Regions from separate parts of the Homo sapiens genome. Here region 1 is linked to region 2. A link is a loop called in an ENCODE intact Hi-C map of the cell type or tissue named here. Cell type or tissue: CD4-positive, alpha-beta T cell. All regions are shown on one strand. Links, peaks and the distances in the headings refer to the core of each region. The heading gives the core; the rest is flanking DNA. Region 1 has its middle 58 kb from the start of WIPI2. Region 2 has its middle 46 kb from the start of OCM.

What was found. Hi-C counts contacts between places; a loop is a spot of excess contacts. Peaks named below come from ENCODE experiments on the same cell type or tissue, not always from the same donor. Only the 100,000 strongest peaks of a DNase experiment are listed, where the experiment ranks them.
Region 1: a loop joins it to region 2, with 22 times the contacts of the local background. A loop is called at or near these places in 3 of 110 quality-filtered maps.

What each region holds. Positions count from the first base shown.
Region 1 is chr7:5,127,374-5,137,206 of GRCh38, reverse strand. It overlaps the pseudogene ZNF890P. Among named protein-coding and RNA genes, the nearest start is that of WIPI2, 58 kb to the left of the region's middle. In CD4-positive, alpha-beta T cell, for the core only: no CTCF peak of the experiment used is centred there; a DNase peak (open chromatin) is centred at 5,686.
Region 2 is chr7:5,829,419-5,839,251 of GRCh38, reverse strand. It overlaps the pseudogene ZNF815P. Among named protein-coding and RNA genes, the nearest start is that of OCM, 46 kb to the left of the region's middle. RefSeq lists an enhancer at 7,332-7,832. In CD4-positive, alpha-beta T cell, for the core only: no CTCF peak of the experiment used is centred there; DNase peaks (open chromatin) are centred at 4,731 and 5,665; H3K4me3 peaks cover 295 bases; H3K27ac peaks cover 2,375 bases.

The DNA of each region.
Region 1 (9,833 bases), core at 4,282-6,781, 700 kb after region 2:
GAGCTTAGCTCACTGCAACCTCTGCGTCCCGCGTTCCAGTGATTCTCCTGCCTCAGCCTCCCTAGTAGCTGGGATTACAGGCGTGCGCCACCACACCTGGCTAATTTTTGTATTTTTAGTACAGACAGGGTTTCACCATATTGGCCAGGCTGGTCTCCAACTGCTAACCTCAGGCGACGCACCCACCTCGGCCTCCCAAAGTGCTGGGATTAGAGGCGTGAGCCACCGTGCCCAGCCGGTCCCTCCATTTTCAAAGCCAGAAACAGAGCATGGACTCTGTCTCGTGTTCTAGGCTTTCTGACTTTCCCTTCTGCCACAGATTGGTTTCTCTCTATCAGCGGTAAAGGTAACCCTGCCAATGTCTTCTTTTCCCCCTGTAGAGGTGGGGTGTTTGTTGACTAGGCTGGTCTCGAACTCCTGGCCTCAAGCAATTGTCCTGCCTCAGGCTCCCAAAGTACTGAGATGACAGGTGTGCTAATATTTTCATGTGAGCCTCCCTGCGTCATTTTAATTTCAGGTTTTCCTGGTGTCTTTGCAAAAGCTCAGGATCGGACTTTGTCAGCAAGGTGGGTCCCTCCTCTCAGCATAGCAAGCTTGTTTCTACCCTGGTCCCGAGAACCTCAGAGGCTGAAGCTTGAGTCCCCACCTGAAGGTAAGTTCTCAGTAGGGGAGCAGAGCCTTGGCAGCCAAGTGGAGTTGCCCAAGTGTTCGAGACCCAGGCATGCTGGGAGTAAAAGCATTCCTGTGAAGAACTTGACAACGGGGAGCAGGAATCTACTTTGGAAAGCGAGACCCCAGTTCTGAGACCTCTTCACATAGCTTAGGGCTGAAGCCGGAGGGTCACGTGGAGGGTGGCAGCTCCCAAGGTCCATGTACCTGGGGCTGGGCATGGTGGCTCATGCCTGTAATCCCAGCACTTTGGGAGGCTGAGGCGGGCAGATCACCTGAGGTCAGGAGTTTGAGACCAACTTGGCTAACATGGCAAAACCCTGTCTCTACTAAAAATACTAACATTACCTGGGTGTGGTAGTGGGTGCCTATAATCCCAGCTACTCGGGAGGCTGAGGCTGGAGAATCGCTTGAACCCAGGAGGCAAAGGTTGCAGTGAGCCAAGATCGCACCACTGCACTCCAGCCTGGGCAAGAAGAGCAAAACTCCATAAAAAAACCCAAGGTCCATGTGCCTGAAATGGTCCCAGCCCGCTGGGGGACAGAGCAAACATGGGTTTGCTGGGTGGTCACGTTGAGGGATCATCTAGGTTTCAGTTGAGTGGAAGGTTTGCTAGGAGGAGAAAGAGGCTCTTGCTTTAGGGAGTACAAGTTTGTGGGCTCAGGGCCAGAGCATGTCCCTGGTGCTCAGAGGACAAGCCCGGACCACACTGTCCCTGGATCCTACACTATAGTCAAGCCATAGAATTTGCTTTCTTTGGGGTGGGGGTTGCGGGGGGAGCCAATCTTTTTTTTTTTTTTTTTTTAAAGTGACTGATCTCGGCATTCTGCAACCTCCGCCTCCTGGGTTCAAGCGATTCTCTTGCTTCCACCTCCCGAGTAGCTGGGATTACAGGCGCCCACTACCACACCCGGCTAATTTTTGTATTTTTGGTAAAGATGGGGTTTTGCCATGTTGGCCAGGCTGGCCTCAAACTCCTGACCTCAGGTGATCCACCTGCCTCAGCCTCCCAAAGTGTTGGGATTACAGGCGTGAGCCACCACGCCTGGCCAGAGTTTGCTTTCTTAACCTGAGTTTTTTGTTTCTCCTTCTCACGTCAAAGACTAAACAAAATGGGTGTGAGAGAGACATTCAGAACCGCCACGCACAGTAGAGGGTGAGCCAGTACTCACACCCAGGGCCCCCGAGCACCAGACAGGCTCTTCTTCCACTGTTCCACAATCATGGCTAAGACTTGGCCCGTCCCACCTTCTCTGCCTTCAGCCCTCCCCATGGCTTCCCTTTCACCAGGGGAAGGACTTTGATAGGAGCCCATGGGGAGAAAACCCAGTAAAATGCATGTATATTGTTATGAAATATTTACATGTGAAACAGCACCAATTTCTTGTTGAAGAAATTAGAAAATATCAATATGTTAAGAAAAAAATCCGCCCAGTGAGGCGGCTCATGCCTGTAATACCAGCAACTTTGGGTGGCTGAGGCAGGAGGATCACTTGAGCCCCTAGGAGTTCGAGACCAGCCTGGGCAACATGGTGAAACCCTGTCTCCACAAAAAATACAAAAATTAGCCAGGCATGGTAGTATGTGTCGTAGTCCCAGCTACTTGGGAGGCTGAGGCCGGAGGATCAATTGAGCCCGGGAGGCAGAGGTTGCAGTGAGCTGTGAATGTGCCACTGCACTCCAGCCTGGGCGACAGAGCGAGACCCTATCTGAAGAGAAAACACCAAAACAAAACCAACCAAACAAAAGTCCTACCATGCAAAGATAATCATTGTTAATATTCTGTGTCTTTTCTTCAGAATCTTTTTTATTTTATTTTTTGAGATGGGGTTTTTCTTTGTTGCCCGGGCTGGAGTGCAGTGGCTCGATCTTGGCTCACTGCAACTTCCGCCTCCCTGGTTCAAGTGATTCTCCTGCCTCGGCCTCCCAAGTAGCTGGGATTACTGGCGCCCGCCACCATGCCCGGCTAATTTTGTATTTTTAGTAGAGATGGGGTTTCACCATGTTGGTCAGGCTGGTCTCGAACTCCTGACCTCAAGTGATCCACCCGCCTCCGCCTCCCAAAGTGCTGGGATTACAGGCTTGAGCCACTGTGCCTGGCCCAGAATTTTTTGTTTATAGATGTATGTTTACAAACTTATTACATGTGCTGTAGTTTGTAGTTGATGTATACAAACAAGAAACAGGCCAGGCACAGTGATGCATGCTTGTAATCCCAGCACTTTGGGAGGCCAAGGCGGGAGGATCACTTGAGGCCAGGAGTTCGAGACCAGCCTGAGCAACATAGCGGGACCCTGACTCTACAAAAAGCATATATATATGTTTTGGTTTTTTAGACGGAGTCTCACTCTGTTGCCCAGGCTGGAGAACAGTAGTACGATCACAGCTCACTGCCACCTCCACCTCAGAGGCTCAAGCGATTCTCCTGCCTCAGCCTCCCAAGTAGCTGGGATTACAGGGGTGAAACACCGCGCCTGGCCTCTACAAAAAATAAAAATAGGCCGGGCATGGTGGCTTACGCCTGTAATCCCAGCACTTTGGGAGGCTGAGGTGGGTGGATCACCTGAGGTCAGGAGTTGGAGACCAGCCTGGCCAACATGGTGAAACCCCATCTCTAGTAAAAATACAAAAAATTAGCCAGGCTTGCTGGTGTGTGCCTGTAATCCCAGATATGTGGGAGGCTGAGGCATGAGAATCACTTGAACCCAGGAGGCACAGGTCGCAGGAAGCCGAGATTACGCCACTGCACTCCAGTCTGGGCAACAGCAAGACCCTATCCCCTCAAAAAAGTTTTCTTATAATTTTTTGAGGGGGATGGAGTCTTGCTGTGTCGCCCAGGCTGGAGTGCAGTGGTATGGTGCAATCTTGGCTCCCTGCAACCTCTGCCTCCCAAGTTCAAGAGATTCTCCTGCCTCAGCCTCTTGAGTAGCTGGGATTACAGGCACATGCCACCACACCCGGCTGATATTTGTATTTTTAGTAGAGATGGGGTTTCACCATATTGGCCAAGCTGATCTTGAACTCCTGACCTCAGGTGATGCACCTGCCTCGGCCTCCCAAAGTGTGGTGATTACAGGCGTGAGCCTCTGTGTCCGGCCTGTTTCTTCAGAATAAATTTCTAGTAATTACATTTTTGGGTAATGGGTGGGGATTGTAGTAAATTGCACATTGGTTACTGAGACACAGATGCACATACTCATTAAGAAAAACTTCAGTCAGTCGTGGTGGTTCACCCCTGTAATCCCAAGGTTTTGGGAGGCTGAGGCAGGCAGATTGCTTGAACCCAGGAGTTTGAGACCAGCCTGGGCAATACAGTGAGACCCTGTCTCTACCAAAAAATTTAAAAATTAGCTGGGCATGGCTGGGCGCAGTGACTTACGCTTGTAATCCCAGCACTTTGGGAGGCCGAGGAGGGCAGATCACGAGGTCAGGAGATCGAGACCATCCTGGCTAACACGGTGAAACCCCGTCTCTACTAAAAATACAAAAAATTATTCAAGCATGGTGGTGCACGCTTGTAGTACCAGCTACTCGGGAGGCTGAGGCAGGAGAATGGCGTGAACCCGGGAGGCGGAGCTTGCAGTGAGCCGAGATAGCGTCACTGCAGTCCGGCCTGGGCGAAAGAGCAAGACTCTTGTCTCAAAAAAAAAAAAAAAAAAATATATATATATATATATATATATTAGCTGGGCATGTGACACACCTATAGTCCCAGCTTCTCTGGAGGCTGGGGTGGGAGGATCGCTGGAACCTGGGAGTCCAGGGCTGCATTGAGTCGTGATTGCATCACTGTGTTCCAGCCTGGGCGACAGAGTGAAACCCCATTTCAAAAAACAAAACAAAAATCCAAGTAAGGCCTCACAAGATTGAGTCTCTATGACATTTGTAAGGTGAGGGCTTTGCTTTGATAATGGGGACCCTTCAGAGGAGGTTTTCTCCCACCTGCGCCTGGGAGAGGGCGGGGGTGGTCCCAGCAGTTGATTGGGAGCCCAAGGGCAAGCGTGGCCTCTCATATCCTCTCTCCCCACCCTGATGTCTGCCTTCACAGGTGTCTGCTTTTCCAGAATAGAGAAGAAGAACTATGGCCCAGGTGAGTGTGGCATTTCTTTCTACTGCCCTTTTTAGCAGGGATTTCGGATGCTCATAAGAACATGACTGATAAAGGCTGGGCGTGGTGGCTCACGCTGGTAATCCCAGCACTGTGGGAGGCCAAAGTAGGCGGATCACCTGAGGTCAGGAGTTCAAGACCAGCCTGGCCAACATGGTGAAACCCTGTCTCTACTAAAAATACAAAATTAGACAGGTGTGGTGGCACGAGCCTGTAATCCCAGCTACTCAGGAGGCTGAGGCAGGGGAATCACTTGAACCCAGGAGGTAGAGGTTGCAGTGAGCTGAGATCGTGCCATTGCACTGCAGCCTGGGTGACAGAGTGAGACTCTGTCTTAAAAAAAAAAAAAAAAGGGTATCCGATAAAACAAAATACAAACGGAAATCAGGATCGGTGAAAACAGGAAGAGAATGGAAGATCAAGGTTGTGGGAAGGGCAGGGTGGAGAGACTGTAGAGGCTGCCGCAGTTATGAGATGCCTTATAAATTTTTTTTTTTTTTGAGACGGAGTCTTGCTCTGTCACCCAGGCTGGAATACAGTGGCATAATCTTGGCTCACTGCAACCTCTGCCTCCTGGGTTCAAGCGATTCTCCTGCCTCAGCCTCCTTACAGGCACTTGCCACCACACACAGCTAATTTTTGTATTTTTAGTGAAGACAGGGTTTCACCACGTTGGCCAGGCTGGTCTCGAACTCCTGGCCTCAAGTGATCCGCGCACTTCGGCCTCCCAAAGTACTGGGATTACAGGCATGAGCCACCATGCCCAGCCCGATGCCTTGTAAATTTATATCTGACATTTCTGTCACTTTAAAAACGCAGGCAGATTCCATCTAATGTATGACTTGTGTTGTCTGTTTTGGACAACCGTGTCTACTTCTCAGGGGAAATACAGCTCTTTAGGGCATTTAAAGATATATTTGATCTTTGTATGCAAGATGTAGCAGGCCCGTTCCTCAATAACAACCATCTTGAAAGAAACACAACAGGAAATCTCTTGTGACTTTTCTTCCTCTCTGTATAAACAGCAGATATTATGCCAAAGCAGCCGTCTGTGATTCTGGTTGTTTGGGGATGCCGAACACTCAGGTCTACAGAGACAGCCTTGTGCGGTGCCAAGTGACCTGGATGTAACACTGCATTATCTAGAGGAACGAATGAATGAACTGCGTGTTCTTGAAACAGCCTGCCATGTCTACCGCCACACCACCCTGAACGTGCCTGATCTCATCTGAAATTGCTTGCCATAATGGGTTTTTTTAATTAAAAAAAATTTTTTTGAGATGGAGTCTGGCTCTGTTGCTCAGGCTGGAGTGCAATGGCACGATCTTGGCTCACTGCAACTTCCACCTCCTGGGTTCAAGTGATTCTCCTGCCTCAGCCTCCCAAGTAGCTGGGAATATAGGCATGTGCCACCACGCCCGACTAATTTTTGTATTTTTAGAGATGGAGTTTCATCATATTAGCCAGGCTGGTCTCGAACTCCTGACCTCAGGTGATCCGCCCACTTGGCTGTTAGCTCTCTTTGCATGTGAGTGACATCAGTGTTTTCCATCAGCCTGGAAGCATTCTCCTCCTCCTGCTCTTCACCCCGGGTTCTAGGAATGTGTGAGTGTGGACTGCACTGGTTAGAAGTTCTAATCCTTGAAGTTGGAAAAGCCAGAAATCCAACTAGAAGTAGGTTAGGATTTAAAAAAAAAAAGTAATTCTAGAACTTTGGGAAGCTGAGGCAGGAGGATTGCTTGAGGCCAGGAGTTCAAGACCAGCCTGGGTAATGTGGCAAGACCCCATCTCTACAAAAAATACAAAAATTAGCCAGGCGTGGTGGCACATGCTTGTACTCCCAGCTGCACGGGAGGCTAAGGTGGGAGGATCACTTGAGCCTAGGAGGTCGAGGCTGCAATGAGCTGTGATCGTGCCTTTGGACTCCAGCCTGGGCAACAGAGGGGAGAGCCTGTCTCAAAAAAAAAAAAAAAAAAAAATCTATAAGGCAGCATGCGAGTCCTGGGAAGAGCAGGTGTGCAGTCAGGCTCCAGAGGCATCTGGCAAACCAGGTATCGCCAGGAATCTTTGTTCCCTGTTCTCTGCCTCTGTGACTTTTTCTTTTTTTTTTTTGAGATGGAGTCTCACTCTGTCACCCAAGCTGGAGTGCACTGGCGCAATCTCAGCTCACTGCAAGCTCCCCCTCCCGGGTTCACGCCATTTTCCTGCCTCAGCCTCCCCAGTAGCTGGGACTACAGGTGCCCGCCACCATGCCTGGCTAATTTTTTGTATTTTTAGTGGAGACGGGGTTTCACCATGTTAGCCAGGATGGTCTCGATCTCCTGACCTCATGTCCACCCTCCTCGGCCTCCCAAAGTGCTGGGATTACAGGCGTGAGCCACTGCACCCGGCACTTCTGTGACTTTCTTCTCATGCTGACTCTATGTGGCCAGAAATAGCGTAGCCCCAGCTCCTCTCCTCCCAGCTGCAAGTTCTGCCGCTGTGAGGGACTGAATCTCCCTTCACTGATCCAATTTTGAAAGCTTTTCGGGGAGGATTCTGTTGGTCCAGCCTAGCTCAGGTGTATTAGGCCCTCTGTCCAGGCAGCTGTGCACAGGGGCAGGAAGGGCCTGGTCCCAGAGGAAGATGAGGCCTCGTGAACATTACCACTGTCCACTCCAGGAAGGAAAACGTTCACAGAGCCTGGGTTTCTTTGTGCTTTGTGAAGCCAGGGATGTCTAGGTGTTTCACACCAGAAATGTCTCAGAGCAGTAGGAGAGGCTAGAACAAGGTGGCGAGCCACACCCGCCCTGTGGGTGAAGCTGGAGGTTTCGCTTGTTGTCTTTCTTGGAAGCCACTGTTGGTTTTTTTTTTTTTTTTTTTTTCTGAGATGGAGTCTTGCTCTGTCGCCCAGGCTGGAGTGCAGTGGCGCGATCTCGGCTCACTGCAACCTCTGCCTCCTGGGTTCATGCCATTCTCCTGCCTCAGCCTCCCGAGTAGCTGGGACTACAGGCGCCTGCCACCATGCCTGGCTAACTTTTTTGTATTTTTAGTAGAGACTGGGTTTCACTATGTTAGCCAGGATGGTCTCGATCTCCTGACCTCGTGATCTGCCCGCCTCAGCCTCCCAAAGTGCTAGGATTACAGGCATGAGCCACCGTGCCCAGCCAGAAGCCACTGTAGGAAGGCAAATCCCACTGGGAGTGACTCTGTGTTAGGGCAGTCTGTGTACTGAAGATGACAATGACCGCGTTAAACGCTGTCTGTCCAGCACTTTTGTGGTCTCTGTGCTTTTCATATGTTATTTCATGAATAAACCCATAAGAGGCATATCTATAGAAATTACATATTTACATGGAAATTATATATTTATATAGAAATTATGTATGAATAAATTACATAGAAATTACAAAGACATGAATTAACTATGTAGACATTGTATGTGTATGTATAAAAACTATGTAGACATTGTATATATATATACATGTATGTAAACTACATTGATTATATATATATATATATATATATATATATATATATGTAATGTATATACATATACTACACTACGTAGACGCCAGGCATGATAGCTCACACCTGTAATCCCAGCACTTTGGGAGGCTGAGGTAGCTGGACCACCTGAGGTCGGGAGTTCGAGACCAGCCTGGCCTCATGGTGAAACCCTGTCTCTACTAAAAATACATAAATTAGCTGGGCGTGTGCCTGTAATCCCAGCTACTTGGGCGGCTGAGGCAGGAGAATCACTTGAACCCAGGAGGCGGAGGTTGCAGTGAGCTGATATTGCACATTGCACTCCAGCCTGGGCAACACAGTGAGACCCTATCTCAAAAAAACAAGTCACTGGCTTCAGCAGCCTTTAGCCCTTGGTCATAAGTTTTCTAGAGATCAGAGTGTGGTCTGGAAGAGAACCCAGGGTCCGTAGGGTGATCAGAGCTCTGGGCTTCTTTGTGGATTGCCTCTCCCCACTCCCACATAGCTCCCGGTCCCTGCTGCTGCCCCTGGGCTGTGCCCTGCTTCCTGCCCCTCCTCTGCACGCGCTTGTCTCACCATTGGGGACACTTTGGGTCACCCATTTGCCTATGAACATCCCTCACCACTCCAGCAGCATGTGTCCGGGGGACCCACTGCAGCTCTTTCTACCCAGCATCCCCCCTTGACCTCTGCCACAGTGACGAAAGCCCCCCAACCCTCACATGCTTTTTTTTTTTTTTTTTTTTTAAGATGGAGTCTTACTCTGTTGTCTAGCCTGGAGTGCAAGGGCGGGATCTCGGCTCACTGCAACGTACGCCTCCTGGGTTGAACAAATTCTCCTGCCTGAGCCTCCCTGGTAGCTGGGATTATAGGCACCCACCAGCATATCCATCTAATATATTTTTTGTAGAGATGGGATTTGACTATGTTGGCCAGGCTGGTCTCAAACTCCTAACCTCAAGCAATCCACCCGTTTCAGCCCCTCAAAGTGCTGGGATTACAGGCGTGAGCCACTGCACCCAGTCGAGATTTTTTTTCTAATGATTATTTTTTTCTCTTCCACAAAGTGTAGTACAAAGTTAGGGGTGTGCTCAGCTTCCTATGTAACCTAATATGGGGAAAGCTGACGTCGGAAGGTTTAAGATCAATCTCCTCTACGCCTTTGCCATGGTACCCAGTGCCAACCACTCCACATTAATCAGCCATGTGCTGTTCCAGGGGTCACTGTCATTCGGGGACGTGGCTGTGGGCTTCACCCGGAAAGAGTGGCAGCAGCTGGACCTGGAGCAGAGGACCCTGTACCAGGATGTGATGCTGGAGATCTACAGCCACCTGCTCTCTGTGGGTGAGGAAGACTTCCCCGTGGTCCTCGGGTTACATGAACTCTTTTTCTTAGTTGTATAAAACTGGGAAACTGCTCACGCACTAAAAGGGCTAAGCTGGGCATGGTGGCTCATGCCTGTGATCCCAGCACTTTAGGAGGCCGAGGTGGGAGGATTGCTTGAGCTACAGGTGCAAGACCCGATCTATACAAACGAGAAATAAAAAATTAGCCAGGCATGGTGGCATGTGCCTGCAGTCCCAGCTA
Region 2 (9,833 bases), core at 3,661-6,160:
TACATACAGAATGGGCACGAGGAAGACAGCAGCCAGATCCAACGTACTGTCAAGTGAAGCTTCCTAGGAGATCACAGGGGAGTAGAATCACGAAAGATAAACAGAATGATCTGATGTCTGAAGGATATTCCTAGCAAGAGGCCTGGCATGGGCAAAGGAGGCACAGAAAAGTCTCGTAGAAACTACAAAGAGAATGAAAATGCCGGGTGTAAGGCGTGTGTGGGAGAGGGAGAGAGCGTACCAGCCACGGGTAGAAGTGATTTTTTTTTTCCCTGTAGGAAATGCAGACTCCCACCTCACGGTATTTACGGAGGGGAACTACAGATGATCTGATGTGGAAAAAAGGTGGGAGCCACCGGAAGGGAGGATAGCAGGAGCTAAATTATCACATGATTCTAATCCTCAATGTAAGCTAGTGCTCAAAATTAAAACAGCAAGAGAAATGCAGAGAAGGGGTTCCACAGATGCAGAACAGGGCTTGGCCTCCTTCACCCATCCCATCCCCTCTCTCAATGAATTAAAGACCCCCATTTAAACATCTTCAATTTATACCTATTAGAAAATATGAGGATGTATATAAAATATATATATAACATATAGATATTATCTATTTATATATTATATAGAGATATATATAGAGAGAAAGAGAGATTTTCTATTTTGGAGAGGGTGTTCCACTCTTGTCACGCAGGCTGGAGTGCAATGGTGCCACCTTGGCTCACCGCAACCTCTGCCTGCTGGGTTCAAGCAATTCTCTTGCCTCAGCCTCCTGAGTAGCTGGGATTACAGGCTTGTGCCACCACACCTGGCTAATTTTGTATTTTTAGTAGAGACAGGGTTTCTCCACGTTGGTCAGGCTGGTCTCGAACTCCTGACCTCAGGTGATCCACCTGTCTCAGCCTCCCAAAGTGCTGGGATTACAGGTGTGAGCCACTGCCCCTGGCCTTAGATCTTCTCTTTTTGGGACAGGGTCTCTCTCTGTCCAGGCTGGAGTGCAGTGGTGTGATCATGGCTCGCTGCAGCCTCTACCTCCTGGGTTTAAGTGATCCTCTCGCCTCAGCCTCCCGAGTAGCTGGGATTACAGGCATAGGCCAGCTGGTTTTATTTAAATTTTTTGTAGAGTTGGGGTCTCACTATGTTGTTTAATCAAAGTTTAAATAATTTGAAGGAGATCAGACAGGGTGGCTCACGTCTGTAATCCCAGCACTTTGGGAAGCCGAGGCAGGTGGATCACTTGAGGGCAAGAGTTCAAGACCAGCCTGGCCAACATGGTAAAACCCCATCTCTACTAAACATACAAAAAAAAAAAAAATTAGCTGGGCATGGTGCCAGGCACCTGTAATCCCAGCTACTCGGGAGGCAGGAGAAACACTTGAACCCAGGAGGCGGAGCTTACAGTGAGCCGAGATCGTGCCACTGCACTCCAGCCTGGGTGACAGAGCAAGAGTCTGTCTCAAAAAAAAAAAAAAAAAAAAAAAAAAAAGTATGTGAGAGTCGGGGGGCTTTCATCACTGTGGCAGAGGTCAAGGGGGGATGCTGGGTATAAAGAGCTGTGGTGGGCCCCCTGGACACATGCTGCTGGGGTGATGACGGATGTTCATAGGCAAATGGGCGACCCAAATTGTCCCCAGTGGTGAGACAAGCGCGTGCAGAGGAGGGGCAACAAGCAGGGCACAGCCCGGGGGCAGCAGCAGGGACCGGGAGCTATGTGGGAGTGGGGAGAGGCAATCCACAAAGAAGCCCAGAGCCCCAATCACCCTACAGAGCCTGGGTTCTCTTCCAGACCACACTCTGATCTCTAGAAAAACTTATGACCAAGGGCTAAAGGCTGCTGAAGCCAGTGACTTTTTTTTTGAGATAGGGTCTCACTGTGTTGCCCAGGCTGGAGTGCAATGTACAATATCGGCTCACTGCAACCTCCGCCTCCTGGGTTCAAGTGATTCTCCTGCCTCAGCCACCTGAGTACCTCAGATTACAGGCACACACCCAGCTAATTTATGTATTTTTAGTAGAAACGGGTTTCACCATGTGGCCAGGCTGGTCTCGAACTCCTGACCTCAGGTGGTCCGCCTACCTCAGCCTCCCAAAGTTCTGGAATTACAAGCGTGAGCTATCACGAGTCTATGTAGTGTATGTATATGTATATACATTATATATATATATATATATATATATATATATATAGTCTATGTAGTTTACATACATGTCTAGTATATATATAGACAGTCTATGTAGTTTTTATACATACACATACAATGTCTACATAATGTCTTAATTTCTATGTAATTTATTCATATCTAATTTCTATATAAACATAAAATTTCCATGTAAATATATAATTTCTATAGATATGCCTCTCATGGGTTTATTCATGATATAACATATGAAAAGCAGAGAGACCACGGAGTGCTGGACAGACAGCATTTAACCCAGTCATTGTCATCTTTAGTACAGATTCCCCTAACAGGGAGTCATTCCCAGTGGGACTCGGCTTTCTACAAAACAGTGGCTTCTGGCCGGGCGCGGTGGCTCACGCCTGTACTCCCAGCACTTTGGGAGGCCGAGGCGGGTGGATCACGAGGTCAGAAGATCCAGACCATCCTGGCTAACACGGTGAAACCCCATCTCTACTAAAAATACAAAAAAGTTAGCTGGGCGTGGTGGCGGGCGCCTGTACTCCCAGCTTTTCAGGAGGCTGAGGCAGGAGCATGACGTGAACCCGGGAGGCAGAGGTTGCAGGGAGCTGAGATCGCGCCACTGCACTCCAGCCTGAGTGACACAGCGAGACTCACTCTCCAAAAAACAAAAAACAAAAAACAGTGGCTTCCGACAAAGACAACAAGGGAAACCTCCAGCTTCACAGACAGGGTGGGTGTGGCTCGCCACCTTGTTGTAGCCTCTCCTACTGCTCTGAGACATTTCTGGTGTGAAACACCTAGACATCCCTGGCTTCACAAAGCACAAAGAAACCCAGGCTCTGTGAACGTTTTCCTTCCTGGAGTGGACAGTGGTAATGTTCACGAGGCCTCATCTTCCTCTGGGACCAGCCCCTTCCTGCCCCTGTGCACAGCTGCCTGGTCAGAGGGCCTAATACACCTGAGCTAGGCTGGACCAACAGAATCCTCCCCGAAAAGCTTTCAAAATTGGATCACTGAAGGGAGATTCAGTCCCTCACCGTGGCAGAACTTGCAGCTGTGAGGAGAGGAGCTGGGGCTACACTATTTCTGGGCACACTGACAAAGTCAGCATGAGAAGAAAGTCACAGAAGCGCCGGGTGCAGTGGCTCATGCCTGTAATCCCAGCACTTTGGGAGGCTGAGGTGAGCGGATCACAAGGTCAGGAGATTGAGACCATCCTGGCTAACATGATGAAACCCCATCTCTACTAAAAATAGAAAAAATTAGCCAGGCGTGGTGGCGGGTGCCTATAGTCCCAGCTACTGGGGAGGCTGAGGCAGGAGAATGGTGTGAACCCGGGAGGGGGAGCTTGCAGTGAGCTGAGATTGCGCCGCTGCACTCCAGCCTGGGCAACAGAGCGCGACTCCGTCTCAAAAAAAAAAAAAAAAAAAAAGTCACAGAAGCACAGACCAGGGAAGAAAGATTCCTGGCGATACCTGGTTTGCCGGATGCCTCTGGAGCCTGACTGCACACCTGCTCTTCCCAGGACTCGCATGCTGCCTTATAGATTTTTTTTTTTTTTTTTTTTGAGACAGGCTCTCCCTCTGTTGCCCAGGCTAGAGTCCAAAGGCACGATCACAGCTCATTGCAGCCTGGACCTCCTAGGCTCAAGTGATCCTCCCACCTTAGCCTCCCCTGCAGCTGGGAGTACAGGCATGTGCCACTACACCTGGATAATTTTTCTATTTTTTGTAGAGATGGGCTCTTGCCACATTACCCAGGCTGGTCTTGAACTCCTGGCCTCAAGCAATCCTCCTGCCTCACCTTCCCAAAGTTCTAGAATTACTTTTTTTTTTTTTAATCCTAACCTACTTCTAGTTGGATTTCTGGCTCTTCCAACTTCAAGGATTAGAACTTCTAACCAGTGCACTCCACACTCACACATTCCTAGAACCCGGGGTTCAGAGCAGGAGGAGGAGAATGCTTCCAGGCTGATGGAAAACACTGATGTCACTCACATGCAAAGAGAGCTAACAGCCAAGTGGGCGGATCACCTGAGGTCAGGAGTTCGAGACCAGCTTGGCTAATATGATGAAACTCCATCTCTAAAAATACAAAAATTAGTCGGGCATGGTGGCACATGCCTATATTCCCAGCTACTCCGGAGGCTGAGGCAGGAGAATCACTTGAACCCGGGAGGCAGAGATTGCAGTGAACCAAGATAGTGCCACTGCACTCCAGCCTGGGCGACAGAGCAAGACTCCATCTCAAAAAAATTTTTTAATTAAAAAAATAAAACCCATTATGGCAAGCAATTTCAGACAAGATCAGGCACGTTCAGGGTGGTGTGGCGGTACACATGGCAGGCTGTTTCAAGAACACGCAGTTCATTCATTCGTTCCTCTAGATAATGCAGTGTTACATCCAGGTCACTTGGCACCACACAAGGCTGTCTCTGTAGACCTGAGTGTTCGGCATCCCCAAACAACCAGAATCACAGACGGCTGCTTTGGCATAATATCTGCTGTTTATACAGAGAGGAAGAAAAGTCACAAGAGATTTCCTGTTGTGTTTCTTTCAAGGTGGTTGTTATTGAGGAACGGGTCTGCCACATCTTACATACAAAGATCAAATACATCTTTAAATCTTGAAAGAGCTGTATTCCCCCCGAGAATTAGACACGGTTGTCCAAAACAGACAACACAAGTCATATATTAGATGGAATCTGCCTGCCTTTTTTAAGTGACAGGAATGTCAGATATAAATTTACAAGGCATCGGGCTGGGCACAGTGGCTCACGCCTGTAATCCCAGTACTTTGGGAGGCCGAGGTGGGCAGATCACTTGAAGCCAGGAGTTTGAGACCAGCCTGGCCAACGTGGTGAAACCTCATCTTTACTAAAAATACAAAAATTAGCTGTGTGTGGTAGCAGGTGCCTGTAAGCAGGTGCCTGTAAGGAGGCTGAGGCAGGAGAATTGCTTGAACCCAGGAGGCAGAGGTTGCAGTGGGCCGAGATTATGCCACTGCACTCCAGCCTAGATGATAGAGCCAGACTCTGTCTCAAAAAAGAATTTACAAGGCATCTCACAACTGCAGCAGCCTCTACAGTCTCTCCACCCTGTCCTTCCCACAGCCGTGACCTTCCATTCTCTTCCTGTTTTCACTGATCCTGACTTCTGTTTGCATTTTATCAGATTTTTTTTTTTTTTTTGAGACAGAGTCTCACTCTGTCACCCAGGCTGAAGTGCAGTGGTATGATCTCAGCTCACTGCAATCTCCACCTCCCAGGTTCAAGTGGTTCTCCTGCCTCAGCCTCCCAAGTAGCTGGGATTACAGGCACCCACCACCACACCCATCTAATTTTGTATTTTTAGTAGAGACAAGGTTTCACCACATTGGCCAGGTTGGTCTCAAACTCCTGACCTCAAGTGATCCACCCGCTTTGGCTTCCCACAGTGCTGGGATTACCAGTGTGAGCCACCACACCCAGCCTTTATTAGTCATGTTCTTATGAGCATCCAAAATCCCTGCTGAAAAAGTGCAGTAGAAAGAAATGCCACACTCACCTGGGCCATGGTTCTTCCTTGCTGTTGTGGGAAAGCAGGTATCTGTGAAGGCAGACATCAGAGTGGGGAGAGAGGATATGAGAGGCCACGCTTGCCCGTGGGCTCCCGATCAACTGCTGAGACCACCCCCACCCCCCGCCTCGCGGGCACAGGTGGGAGAAAGCCTTCTCTGAAGGATCCCCATTATCAGAGCAAAGCCCTCACCTTGGAAATGTCATAGGGACTCAATCTCATGAGGCCTGACTTGGATTTTTGTTTTGTTTTTTGAGACAGGGTTTCACTCTGTCACCCAGGCTGGAATGCAGCGATGCAATCAGAACTCAATGCAGCCCTGGACTCCCAGGCTCCAGCGATCCTCCCACCTCAGCCTCCCGAGAAGCTGGGACTATAGGTGTGTCACACGCCCAGCTAATTTTTAAATTTTTTGGTAGAGAAGGCGGTCTCACTGTATTGCACAGGCTGGTCTCAAACTCCTGGGTTCAAGCAATCTGCCCATCTCAGCCTCCCAAAACCTTGGGATTACAGGGGTGAACCACCACGACTGACTGGAGTTTTTCTTAATGAATATGTGTATCTATGTCTCAGTAACCAATGTGCAATTTACTACAATCCCCACCCATTACCCAAAAATGTAATTATTAGAAATCTATTCTGAAGAAACAGGCCAGATGCAGAGGCTCACGCCTGTAATCACCACACTTTGGGAGGCCGAGGCAGGTGCATCACCTAAGGTCAGGAGTTCAAGACCCGCTTGGCCAATATGGTGAAACCCCATCTCTACTAAAATACAAAAATCAGCCAGGTGTGGTGGCACATGCCTGTAATCCCAGCTACTCAAGAGGCTGAGGCAGGAGAATCTCTTGAACTTGGGAGGCAGAGATCACAGGGAGCCGAGATTGTGCTGTACCACTGCACTCCAGCCTGGGCAACAAAGCGAGCTTGCATCCCCCCAAAAAATGATAAGAAAACTTTTTGGGGGATGGGGTCTGGCTCTGTTGCCCAGGCTAGAGTGCAGTGGTACGGCACAATCTTGGCTTCCTGTGACTTGTCCCTGTAATCCTAGCTACTTGGGAGGCTGAGGCAGGAGAATCGCTTGAGCCTCGGAGGTGGAGGTGGCAGTGAGCTGTGATTGCGCCACTATACTCCAGCCTGGGCAACAGAGTGAGACTCCGTCTAAAAACTCAAAACATATATATATATATATGCTTTTTGTAGAGTCAGGGTCCCGCTATGTTGCTCAGGCTGGTCTCGAACTCCTGGCCTCAAGAGATCCTCCCGCCTTGGCCTCCCAAAGTGCTGGGATTACAAGCATGCATCACTGTGCCTGGCCTGTTTCTTGTCTGTATACATCGACTACAAACTACAGCACATGTAATAAGTTTGTAAACATACATCTATAAAGAAAAAATTCTGGGCCAGGCACAGTGGCTCAAGCCTGTAATCCCAGCACTTTGGGAGGCCAAGGTGAGTGGATCACTTGAGGTCAGGAGTTCGAGACCAGCCTGGCTAACATGGCAAAACCCTGTCTCTACTAAAAATACCAAAATTAGCTGGGTGTGGTGGTGCATGCCTGTAATCCCAGCTACTCAGGAGACTGAGGCAGGAGAATTGCTTGAACCCAGGGGGTGGAGGCTGCAGTGAGCCGAGATCACACCACTGCACTCCAGCCTGGGTAAGAGCGAGATTCCATATCAAAAAAAACAAACATAAAAATAAACTGATTAATACAAATGCTCTCTGGGTGCTCACGAGAAAGATCGGGGCTGGGCAGAAGACCAGAGAGACTTCCTTGGGAGTGAAGGTCTGGAGGAGGGATGCGGCTGCCGTGGAGGGAAACATGCGAAGCCCCCTCCCGAACTTTCTCTTCTGAGGAACAAAAGCCTCAAGCTGCCAGGGGAATGGCAGTCAACCCTGTTGCCACCAGAACACAGGCAAGACCTTGTGCCTTCCTCCTTGAACCAGGGACAGGAATATATCCTGGGCTCAGGCTTAAAGGTCTCCTGACACGAGGGGAGGGACAGGATCACTGTGACTCAGAGACCCAGGGCCCACCCTGGACTGAGAAGACAAAGAGAACCCCTCCACCCACAGGCCTGGAGATGCAAGCAGCAGCCGTCAACACAAGGAGGGGATCAAGAGCGGAAGGTCCCATTCGCAGCACAAAGCGATGCTACGGAATTGTGAAGCTAGTGGCCCACTGCGGTAACCATGGTGACCAGCCCACCGCCCACTCAACTCCTGGCTGGACACGGTTCAACCACCCTCCAGCGCTCCCTGCTCCTTACACAGTAACAGCTCAGCAGAACTGGCTCATGTCCTCGTGTCTGCTCTCCTACGCAAGTCTAGCCTTCAAGACTAGCCAGAGATGGAAACGGAAAAAACAACCCACTGAAAAGAAGCAAAGCAACAAACAGATATTAATTCCATCTCAGCAACAAACAGATATTAATTCCATCTCAGGTCAGCATCAGCAAGTGTATGTCACGGAGATGCGCTGCAAACGAACACAAAATCCAAAACCAAAAAGACAAAAGGAAGAGAAACCAATACATCTTCCATCACAGTAAAAGATTTTTTTCTTTTTTTGAGACAGTGTCACCCAGGCTGCAGTGCAGTGGCGTGATCTCAGCTCACTGCAACCTCCACCTCCTGGGTTCAAGTGATTCTCCTGCCTCAGCCTCCCAAGTAGCTGGAATTACAGGCACGTGCCACTACGCCCAGCTAATTTTTGTATTTTTAGTAGAGATGGGGTTTCACTATGTTGGCCACGCTGGTCTTGAACTCCTGACCTCAGGTGATCTTGCTGCCTCGGCCTCCCGAAGTGCTGGGATTGCAGGCGTGAGCCCCCGCGCCTGGCCATCTTCCTCCCTTCTTTTTAAATTTCTGCTCATTCTCTTTTACCTTTGGGGTTTTGCTCTTTTTTTCTCTTTTTTAAATATCTTTTTCTGGAAGACACAGACTGGACAATGGGGGTAGATGCTCCCTATTCTTTTTTCTGTGGAAGCCACCTGAGCTAAATGTCATTAAGTTTCACTCCTTGTATTTAACATATGTATTAGGACTAGCCGGGTGCAGTGGCTCACTCCTGTAATCCCAGCACTTTGGGAGTCCGAGGTGGGCGGATCATGAGGTCAGGAGATCGAGACCATCCTGGCTAACATGGTGAAACCTAGTCTCTACTAAAAACACACACACACACACACACACAAAAATTAGCCAGGCTTGGTGGCAGGCACTGGCAATCCCAGCTATGCGGGAGGCTGAGGCAGGAGAATGGCATGAACCCGGAAGGCGGAGCTTGCAGTGAGCCGAGATCATGCCACTGCACTCCAGCCTGCGCGACAGAGCGAGACTCCATCTCAAAAAAAAAAAAAAAAAAAAAAAAAAAAAGGTATTAGGACTTTAATAATACATTAAAAAGAAAAAACTAAAATCAATTCTTGGAAAGGTTTGATTAAACCTAATAAAGTAATTGGTTTGTATTTAAGATTAATAAAATTGACCGGAAGCCAGGCACAATTGAGTAAGAGAAGGCAAAGATAAACCATTTGTGCACATGAAAAAGACAATTTCAGATACGGTCGAGGTTTATAATTGTAAGATCAGTATAAACAATTGCCATAAATTCAAAATTAAATGGGATACTTTTCTAGAAAATATAAATTACTAAAATTGACTGACAAACAGAAAACCAGAATAAACCACTCAACATTAAATGAAATGGATTCATCTTAAAAAATATAGCCATTGGGGAAACACCAGGAATTTTACCACATTCTACTCAAGATTTTTGCAGTGTTCATAAGACAAAGTGAATTTATATATAAAATATATGCTAAAAATAAATGAGAAAGACAACCCCTAAAGAAATATAGGCAAAGGTGATAAACATACAAAGCAATCTTATACACTGTTCATGGCTACACTCCTGTCTAGTAAATAAACAAAAACATAGATATATAGCAATTTTGGCCAGACACAGTGGCTCACGCCTATAATCCCTGCACTTTGGGAGGCCAGGGTGGGTGGATCACTTGAGGCCAGGAATTCAAGACCAGCATGGCCAACATGGGGAAAACCCTGTCTCTACTAAAAATACAAAAATTAGCCAGGTGTGGTGGTGGGTGCCTGTAATACCAGCTACTTGGGA